Linked DNA regions of Mus musculus: region 2 is linked to region 1. A link is a loop called in an ENCODE intact Hi-C map of the cell type or tissue named here. Cell type or tissue: left cerebral cortex. All regions are shown on one strand.

Region 1 (5,000 bases):
ACACTAAGTCTCCAGAAAATAAGCAAGCAAACAAACCAACACCAAAACAAAGCAGCAACAACAACAACAATCTACCAGAACCTCTTACAATCACTTATGGGGAATTTTAAAGGTATATAAAAGTAAAGAAAGGAACTTGCTGAGTCCTTTTGGACCTATCAGCTAGCTTCCACAATATCCAACTGGGAGCTAATTTAGTTATCCAGTATTCCTTCCTTTCAGTTGTGTGTGGGGGGCTGCAAATGGAATACAGATGTCTAGACGATAGGGAATCACTCTACCACTGAGCTACACCCTTGTCTCATGACAATGTCTCTCTTGACAAAATATTCATCCTTTCATTCGTAAATATTTATGAGAAAAAAAATGTAAAACCCACCATTATCACACCTAAGAAGCTGGTAATTCTTTAATCACTTATCTATTATTAAAGTCGGTTTGACTTTAATGAAGGACTTTGCTTACTGATGATCTGTGACTTTAGGGGAAAAGGTAGTTTAAGTTGTTTAACGCTACAAGTAAACTCACTGGCATTAAAAAAAAAAAGGTCACCTCTTAAAATATTCAGCACATTTTTAAATCTGCATCTAGAAAGGGCCAGATTCTGCTCCACACACAAGAGGCAAACAAGATTAAGTCCTAGACTTTTCCAATGTCACAGGAAGGGAGGCCATGGGGCGGGAAGACTCAGGGTTCCAGACACAGTTCCACCACAGACTAGTCATAGAGCTGTGAGAAACACTATCTCTGAGCTTCAACTGTTTAATCTATAAAAACAATACTATTTTGATGACCTTAACAGTGTTACCAAAGGAATTTAATAAAATTATGGCCTAGGAGATTGGGAATAAGGCCGAACCAGTCAATTATGTGCATAGCTGTGGGGTTCATTTCTAGCACCACAAAGTGTATAAATTCTTATCAACAGAAACAATTCTTTATTTCACTAAGATAGCTTCTAGTTTATTATTTACTAATTTTTGAAGGAGACATACTCTCACTCCGCAGCCCATGCTGGCCTGGCAATTGCTATAGATTTGCCTGCTTCTGCCTTCAGAGTGTTGTACTATGGATACAACTGTCATTTTAAGAGCCTGTAGGGCTGGAGAGATGGCTCAGCCTCCCCCCCCCCCCGACCCCCCCAAAGAACCCAGTTCAATTCCCAGCACCCGTGCAGCAGCTTCCAACTGTCTGTAATTCCAATTCCAGGGGAATCTAACACCCTCCTACAGACATACAAAAACACCAACGGTTTCAAAATAAATAATTGAAACAAAAGAACCTTGTATTCTTAATTCTGACTATTTTATATACTCAATTATTCATTTTTTCCCATCACTTGTCTTTATCTAGAATTGACTTCGATGCCAAGCTAATGCTAATCTCTAGCACCCACCCTGCTGACAACCAGCATGCATTTACCTGAAATGCAATTCTTCCTTCTTAGGAGCTGTAAAATTTAGGCAGACGCTGGCTCATCAACTCCCCAGCAACTCCCCAGCACGTTCAAGTTGGTTGGTTTGTTTGTTTTTTCTTTAAACCAGAAAAACAAAGTGACCAAAATGTAAAAATTGTGAAACACACTTTCCAACTTCAAGAAATACTCTTCCACTCTTTTCTGTCTGGAAGGAAACTATTCTTCCCCGTTCTGAAATTACACAAGTGGGAATTAGTTTCCATACTTTGGAGCAACCAGCTGTTCTGCCCATGGGAGAAAACAGGAAGTAGGCGGTTCTAGTTTAGCTGGCCAATATACAGGTCTTCATAAAGGGCTTACGTGTGAAAATTCTTTCAGCCAGAGCAATCATCTTGAACTTGTGAAAATATCAAAAGTACAGTTAACCACATCTATACCTGAAGGTTTACCTCCAGCAGTCAGGTAGCTGGGCCTAAGCCTGCACTTTCCTAAATGGCACTGTAAACTCATACCTATTGACTCACGTTCATGTGGCTAAGTCAGCTTTTCCTCACGTGATTATTTTTCAACCCCGACAAATAATTTTAATAAAGCCAATTTGGGAATCTGAACTTCATTTTCTATACCAGAAGCTGGCACAAGCAACCTGAGTTTTAAAATGTGTCATCTGAAAGGTGGGTGTTTGACATAACGGGAAAAACGATGCCTTTCTAATTTGGAAGGTCCTAGCTCAAGATATCTTCCTTCAATAGAGCCTTAAAAATAGGAAAGGGACAGAATGAGGAAGATGTATGTCCTTTCTTGTCGCAGACTTAATCCCAGTCTTCCAGTAATGGTTTCCCGGAACTCCATGTCCCCAGGACAGTGAGTGTCACCACCATCGAAGCCCTCTTTATGTTCTGGGGGGGATCGAGACCTTTTCTTAGCAGAAACTGGCCCTTCTAAGCCATGAACTGTCTCCCTCAGGCAGTATCCACCCCCCACTATCGATGACAACCCAAGCGACTCCCTCATCTGGTCACTGAAAAGACTGGCTGCCCCTGAACACGGAAAGTCACTCCTCTTTGCAAGATTTTCCCCTTGAACTTCCCCGAGCACTCTAAGAACGGCGTGCCCCTACTTCTAGGTAACAGTGGTAGCTTCCTTACCAGCTTTCCGCCCACGGGGGGCGCTTGCCAGTGGCCAGTGCAAGGACCGTTCGCGGCCAGCTCGCCTGCTATCCCTGCGGGGTGAATCTAACATGGCGGACAGAGACCGGGCCTAGTCCCATGTTTCCCGGAGTTTTCCACAAGATGATTGGCTCTTTCTATCTGCCCCTCAAAATAACCTCTCTACCGATTGGTCAGTGCTGCGTTGGCAAGGGAGGGACAGAAGCTCTCTGAACCGCATAACAATAACAAACACCCAGGCCGAGGGGCGGAACTAGCGCGCAGAAGTCAGCTGGTTGGATTTCCCTTTCCCAAGCCGATTGGCCACCCTCTGCTTTTCCCAGGTCACTGACATTGGCGGACTAGTTACCCGAGAATCGCGGGGCTGGACGGGAATTGTAGTCTTCCTGGAACCCACAGCTCCTTTTAGTCTATTTTCTGTGCACAAAACACGAACACAGAACGCTGCGATTCATAGCAGCTAAGACGCATAACTGCGAGGAGGTCTCCGCTGTACCGACTGGGTTCCTGTGGTACTCGTGCCTGCTTCCGGTGTGAGAAGCTCTTTTCCCGTAAGACTACACTTTCCAAGAGATGCTGTGGAGAAGGCCTTTCGTTCCGCAATGCATGCTGGAATTGGTAGTTCTTCTTACACAAGTCTCTTATTTACCGAAACTGGAGACTTCCATGGCAGGAAGGCTGAGGGAGGGATGAGACCTCGTTTTGCAACTGCTTTGGGCACTACCTTGCGCTCATATTCCGGCCTCAGGGAGCGATTCCCACCCTTTGTACAGAACTACTGTGACGTAATAAGCAGGCGTAGATGCGAAGGGGCTGCCTAAGAGAAACCTCGAAATTCTTTCTCTTCCGTCTCTTTCTAGTGACGACATACAGGAAAAAAAAAGACTAGGTAGCCAATCGCAAACCCAGAAACAGTTTCAGCACCCCCCCCCCCCAACTCGCTCCTCCCTTCCCTTCCGCTGACGTGTCTGGATCTTGTGTTCCGAAAGGCTAGCGCTAGGCGCCAAGCGGCCGGTTTCCTTGGCGACGGAGAGCGCGGGAATTTTAGATAGATTGTAATTGCGGCTGCGCGGCCGCTGCCCGTGCAGCCAGAGGATCCAGCACCTCTCTTGGGGCTTCTCCGTCCTCGGCGCTTGGAAGTACGGATCTTTTTTCTCGGAGAAAAGGTGAGACAGCCCTGAGGAACAGAAAGGGTACCCCGGAATACTCATATGAAAGGCAGGAAGCTGCTGGTGGAGACGGGTGTTTACTGATTAGGAAAGTACCTGGGGCGGAACCAAAGGGTCCCAGACGTTTTCAAACAGGACTCTTGGGAAGGGTGCAGTTTGTGCATTCCCGGGGGCAGCTGTGAGGAAGAGGGCAAAGGATCTACGAGGGGGAGTTCTGGCTGTAATCGTATCTTGAAGGTTGTATACGGATGCGGGCTAAAGGATGAGAGGAAAGGCGGGCAGAAGTGTGGCAGGGAAGAGGGGGGAAAAACGGAGTTTGTGGAGGGAAACTCCTGAAGAACTAGACCCGAGTACATTTCACAGAAGGTTCTAGAAGGGAAGTACATAAGGGAATGGCAATAGTAATGAATGCTGTTGGCAGAGAAGACGTGTTTAAAGAGAGCCTTAACAGGGAAACATCCAGAAGAGGTAGGGTGGAGACGCTTTAGCAGTTTTTAAGTGTTCCTTTTGGCGACTTTTAAAATAATATGTGTGCTTCTTTTTTGTTTGGTTGGTTAGCGTTTATGTTGGTGGTTTGGTTTGGTTTGGTTTTGGCTTTTGTGTAGCCTTGGCTGTCCTGGAACTAGCTCTATAGACCAGGCTGGCCTCGAATTCACAGAGATCCACCTGCCTCTGCCTCCTGAATGCTGGGTAGTTGATTAGTTTTGAGACAGAGTCTAGTCTCATTTATATTAGCTCTGGCTGGCTTGGAGCTGTGTATAATAGAACAGGCTGGTCTTAAACACTCCTCCACCTGCCCCTGTCTCTGGGGAGGAGGGGGTCAAAGATATCCACTACCATTCTCAGCTAGTTTTAGAGTTTGTGAGACAGGGCCTTCTGTAATTGGGTTGTGTAGCTCTAGGTGACCTTGAACTCTATCCTCCTGCCTGTACTTCCTGAATGCTGAAAGTACAGGTTGAAACAACCATATCTGATCTTTTGGCCTCCCCAAACTAGCCCAAAAAGACTGCTGAACTTCTGAGTCCAAGCCATCCTCCTCCTTCAACTTCTCCAGTCCCTGAAACTATAGGTATGACACCACTGGTTTTGATTCTAAGCAAGAAAAAGAACACCAGACTCTGGGGAAAGTTCATATATATATCACTTCTGTCCAGTCACTCCATTTTAGCTTTTTTTTTTTTCCTTGAAGAAAGGAAGTGACCCAAGGAAGGCTTTCATATCAAAGAGTAGAGAATTTAGATTGCT
Region 2 (5,000 bases), 110 kb after region 1:
GAAACTCCTTTTAAGAGGTAAGATTCACCACACCAGACCTTCCCTTCAATGCAATATCTGGCTGTCTCTCCAGCTAGGTTTTCCTTAGCCAGGTATGGCACACACTTGTAGCACCCCAGGGGCTGAGCTGAGACCTCAGACTAGCCTGAGCTGAGTGAACTTGCATGACCCTAAGAGTCAGACAGCCCCAGCAACAAATCTTGACGACACATGCTGTCGGGTCCCAAGAAATGTAGCTTAGGACCCCTCAATTCTCACAGTCTCTTCAAGGGTAATAAAGAGACTGTTCGAAAGACCTGTCACCGTACTGCTCTGGCTGGAAGATCCACCTGCTGCAGCCTGTTAAATGCTAGGATCCTAACTGTGCATTACCACAGAGATTGGGGTGGGGTGGGTGTACAGTAGTCAACTGTCAGCACCTAGGATTTCTTAGCATTTAATGCTGCCTCCATACACACAGGCAAAACATCTACATACATAAAACACCACCATCAAAACACCAAAACCACCCAAAGAAAAACAATTTAACTGGGTGGTGGTGCCAAATCCCTTTAATCCCAGCACTCAACAGAGGCAGGTGGAAGCTAGCCTTGAACTTATGTGGGAAAAAACAAATCCTAACTATGTGTTTCCGTACACACGAGTACAGGTTCCCTCTGGAGACCAGAAAAGGGTGTCTGATCTGGAGATGGAGTATAGCAGCTTGGAACCTTTTAACATCATCAGGTTCTGGAAATTAAACTCAGCAGCTCCACAAAAGTAAGTATCCTAATGACTAAGCTTTCTTTCTATCCTGGTTCAAAACAAAACTGCACAGAGCCCTCTCCTTCCACCCTTATTCGGGTTCCAGGGATTGAACTCCGGTCACCAACACCAGGCCCTAAGCTGTCTCACAGCCCAAAGAAAACCATCTCGTACAAAGGTGAGGGAAGGCAGACCAGACCCTGTCCTGCGTACCCTAGAAGACAAATCCAGCAACCTGCACTTAATAAGGGCAAGCTGGAGAACAGAAAACGAAAGGGACCTGAGACAGGATGCTCACACCTGAAACCCAGAACACAGGATTCCGAATGTGAGGATAGCCTTGTGCTAAAAGACAAACAAAAACGGATGCAGAAAGATTAATGAACTACAGACTCTATCAAGTCTACTCCCCTCCCCTAACAGCGCTGTGGTCAAACCCAGGGTCTTGTATCTGCTGGGTTACAGTTATACAAGCTTAGCATTCTCAAGATGGAGGGAAGACGATCCCAGGGGCGGGAGAGGAAAGAGCAAGGGAATATGATGGCCCTTTCTTGTTCCACAGCAACCACAAGGCTGCCTCTTCCTCAGAGGAGGATGTGAACTTGCAATTCCATTTCTGGAAGGCTCACCTTGTGGGCATGAGGTGGTTGTAGTTATAAACTTTCACAAAGGACTTGATCTTGGATCGCTTGGCGATCTTCTTCTTGCCCATGGCAGCTGTCACTTTCCGGGGATAGCGGTCAATTCCAGCCACCAGGGCATGGCTGTAAGGGCGGTCCGAGGTGCCATCGTCAATGTTCTAGACGAGAAAAGGGAAAAAGAAAAGTCACGTTACTGCTTCGGCCCCATCTTAGTAAAACTATGTTTACTGAATACACCCTCCACATCTCTAGATTACTCCTTTAATGCTAAGAGTCAACAGGACAGTAACTCTGAGTTAGCCAGTGTTGACTCCTGTCACAAGGAGATTTAGAAGTCCATCAAGGCTAACACTCAAAGTGACCCCTAACACCTTCCCCCATGAAGCTAGTTAAGGTTAAAGCCCAGACTGCAAAGCGGGCAGCCTAACTAACCGGTTCTAGCTAAATGACAGGAGCAGGAAGCTGGAGAGGCCAGTGGTCTTGTGGCTAGGACCACAAGGGTTTATAAAACTGGTAAGAGGCAAGTAGCAAAACGCTCAAACACACCCAGGGGATGCTCTCTAAGTGTAAGTAGTGTCTCCCATCCTACATCCTCTCAGCTGCCTGCAGCACCCATTACTTTGACCTTAAGTAACTTAACACCTCGAAACCTTAGTGCCGGAAATTAAGTTACTGCAAGAACTATACACCACAGCTGTAATATGTACAATACACAGTGGCCACCATTACTACCCATTATGCATTCGCCAGTGCCTATTGTTAGGACAGATCTTAAATTCCCATCCGGCTCATCTTATCCAGCAGCCGAAATCCGCACATGCAAGCAGTCTCAAGAGCCCCGGGGGTCTGGTACCTTCACGATGACGGCTTTGCGTCCGGAGTAGCGTCCGGCCAGGACCAGCACCACTTTCCCGGGTTTCATGAACTTGCCCATCTCTGCAGAGACAAAGACAAGGAAGGAGCCGCTCACAAGTGTGTAAAGCGGAAGGCCCCGGAGCCGACGTCTACCTGCGAGCCCCGGTCGTAGGCCCGCGACTTTAGATCACCCGCTGCCGACTCCGCCACGCGGCCCGGAGGTCCTGCTCGAGGGATGCGACTCCCCGTGAAGCCGCCAGAGGCTCAGAGTCCGAATGAGCCCAGCAACCCGACCCCGGGACCGCGATGGCGGCGGATTGCAAGACCCTCTCCAGGCCTTTACTCACCGACAGCAGGCAGCCGGCACCCAGCAGAAAGGAAAGGAGGGCACTTCCGCTAACCTTTCACCTTACGGAGAGGTGGCTTCACTTCCTGTCCCGCCTCCCAGGCCCAGCCATGCCCCACGGTTGGTGGTCAAAGTTGTTGGCGGAAGGAGCTCGTCAGGGAGGGTCGGGCACTGCGTTTTTGAACCAAGCTTTATTAGCAGCACGAGCAGCAGACAGGAACAGAGCGTTCCGGTTCCGGCGTGTGGAGGGAGGAGCGAGGATGACACCTGAATGTGAGCTCTGTTCTGTCCCCTTCATTGCTGTAGTCCCCTACTCTGCCACTAGGAGGAGGACAGAGTCTGAAATTCACAGTTTTGCTTTGTAAGACCGGGCTTTGCGGGGGTGTGTGTGTGGGGGGGTGTGGGTGTGTGTGTGTGTGTCAGTGGTGGGCGGGGGTGTGTTTGTGTGTGTGTGTGCTGCATAAACCTGTAATCCCATCGTTTGAGGGGCTGAGACAAGAGTTCCAGTTCTAGTCCAACGTAGGTTACATAGACTCTGTCTTCCATAGGTAAATAAATTACAATTTATTTTAATTTAAATAATTTAAAATTATTATCCATAAGAAACAAAATGACAGCCGGGCGTGGTGGCGCACGCCTTTAATCCCAGCACTTGGGAGGCAGAGGCAGGCGGATTTCTGAGTTCGAGGCCAGCCAGGTCTACAAAGTGAGTTCCAGGACAGCCAGGGCTATAAAGAGAAACCCTGTCTCGAAAAACCAAAAAAAAAAAAAAAAAAAAAAAAAGAAACAAAATGACCTCCTCGCGCACAGTTAGATGAAAAATGAAAAATGGAAAAGATCAGACAGTATCCTTATCTCCAACATTCAACCCGATGATGTCAGATATTGACTACAATAAGCATGTGGTACTCCTAGCTTTTAAAATATATTTTTAAATTAAAATATATATTATATATTTGTATATATATATATATATATATATATATATATATATATACACACATATATGTTGAGATTTAGATTTTGTTTTGTTTTGTTTGGTTTGGTTTTTTTTTTGAGACAGGGTTTCTTTGTGTAGCCCTGGCTGTCCTGGAACTCACTCTGTAGACCAGGCTGGCCTCGATAGATTTATTTTTATTTTTTTGTATGAGTATTTTGCTTTTTTGCCTGCATGTATGTATATGCACCAAGATGAGTGTCTATTCTCCAAGGAGGTCAGAGGAAAATGTTGGATGCCCTGGAACTGGTTTTACAGATGATTGTGAGTCACTGTGTGGGTGCTGGGAATTGAGCCTGGGTTCTCTGCAGATCTTCTGCAAGAGCAGAAACTGCTCTAAGTACCATCATCTCTCCAGCCCCTATTTATTATTACTTCAATATTTTTCAGTTCATTTTTTTTTTTTTTAAAGATTTATTTATTATTTTATGTAAGTACACTGTAGCTGTCTTCAGACACACCAGAAGAGGGAGTCAGATCTTGTTACAGATGGTTGTGAGCCACCATGTGGTTGCTGGGATTTGAACTCTGGACCTTCGGAAGAGCAGTCGGGTGCTCTTACCCACTGAGCCATCTCACCAGCCCCCTTTTCAGTTCATTTTAAAGGACTTATTTTCAGTTATGTGTATGTTGATATGTGGGTATGTGTGAGAATATGATGCCCACATAGGCCACAGACATTGGATCTCCTGGAGCTGGAGTTACAGGCTGTGGTGAACCATTTGATGTGGGTACTAGGAAGAGAACTGGGCTTCTCTGGAAGAGCAGTAGTGCTCTCCACTTCTAAGCCACTTTGCTGGCACTAATTTCTGAGACAAAGTCTTACTCTGTAGCTAAAGCTGGCTTGGAAGTCACATTATAGCCTAGGCTGGAATCCAGCTTTCAGTGATCCTCCTGCCTCAGCCTCGTGAGTCCTGGAACCACATCTGGATTATACTTGCATTTCTGTATCCAATAAATATTTTGGGGGGGGGGTTGAAACAGGGTTTCTCTGTCTAGCCCTGGCTGTCCTTGAACTCATTCTGTAGACCAGGCTGGCCTTGAATTTAGAAATCCTCCTGCCTCTGCCCCACAAGTGCTGGGATTAAAGGCGTGCGCCACCACTCCTTGGCTAAAAATGGTTTTATATTTTTTTTTAAACTGTCTACCCCAAGCTGCACTTGAACTCAGCAATCCTCTTGACTCAGCCTCTTCTATCTGTGACTCCAGTCTTGGGTCACCATCCCTGGCTCCAATTAAAATATTTTCTGAAGCAGGAGGTAGCATTTCCCAAGGTGATGAATAGACCAGGCTCCCTCACCTACCAATTCTAGAATACATTTCACCTGCTCTCTCCTACCTACCAGTTTTTTTTTTAATTTTTTTTTTAAAGATTTATTTATTATTATATGTAAGTACACTGTAGCTGTCTTCAGAC

The links. Hi-C counts contacts between places; a loop is a spot of excess contacts. Peaks named below come from ENCODE experiments on the same cell type or tissue, not always from the same donor. Only the 100,000 strongest peaks of a DNase experiment are listed, where the experiment ranks them.
Region 2: it touches region 1 in a loop (7-fold over the local background); 1 of 42 quality-filtered maps calls a loop at or near these places.

Annotation. Positions count from the first base shown.
Region 1 is chr11:101,550,521-101,555,520 of GRCm38, reverse strand. It overlaps Brca1 (breast cancer 1, early onset), which reads left to right and starts at 3,566. Exons shown (of 23, transcript NM_009764.3): 1 at 3,566-3,752. Nbr1 (NBR1, autophagy cargo receptor) reads right to left here and starts at 2,867. Exons shown (of 24, transcript NM_008676.3): 1 at 2,566-2,867; 2 at 1,423-1,533. In left cerebral cortex, CTCF peaks have their summits at 2,578 and 3,620; DNase peaks (open chromatin) are centred at 2,824, 3,222 and 3,457; H3K4me3 peaks cover 2,632 bases; H3K27ac peaks cover 1,620 bases.
Region 2 is chr11:101,440,044-101,445,043 of GRCm38, reverse strand. Rpl27 (ribosomal protein L27) reads right to left here and starts at 2,799. Exons shown (of 5, transcript NM_011289.3): 1 at 2,588-2,799; 2 at 2,239-2,321; 3 at 1,374-1,543. The coding sequence starts at 2,319. In left cerebral cortex, a CTCF peak has its summit at 2,866; a DNase peak (open chromatin) is centred at 2,753; H3K4me3 peaks cover 1,080 bases; H3K27ac peaks cover 588 bases.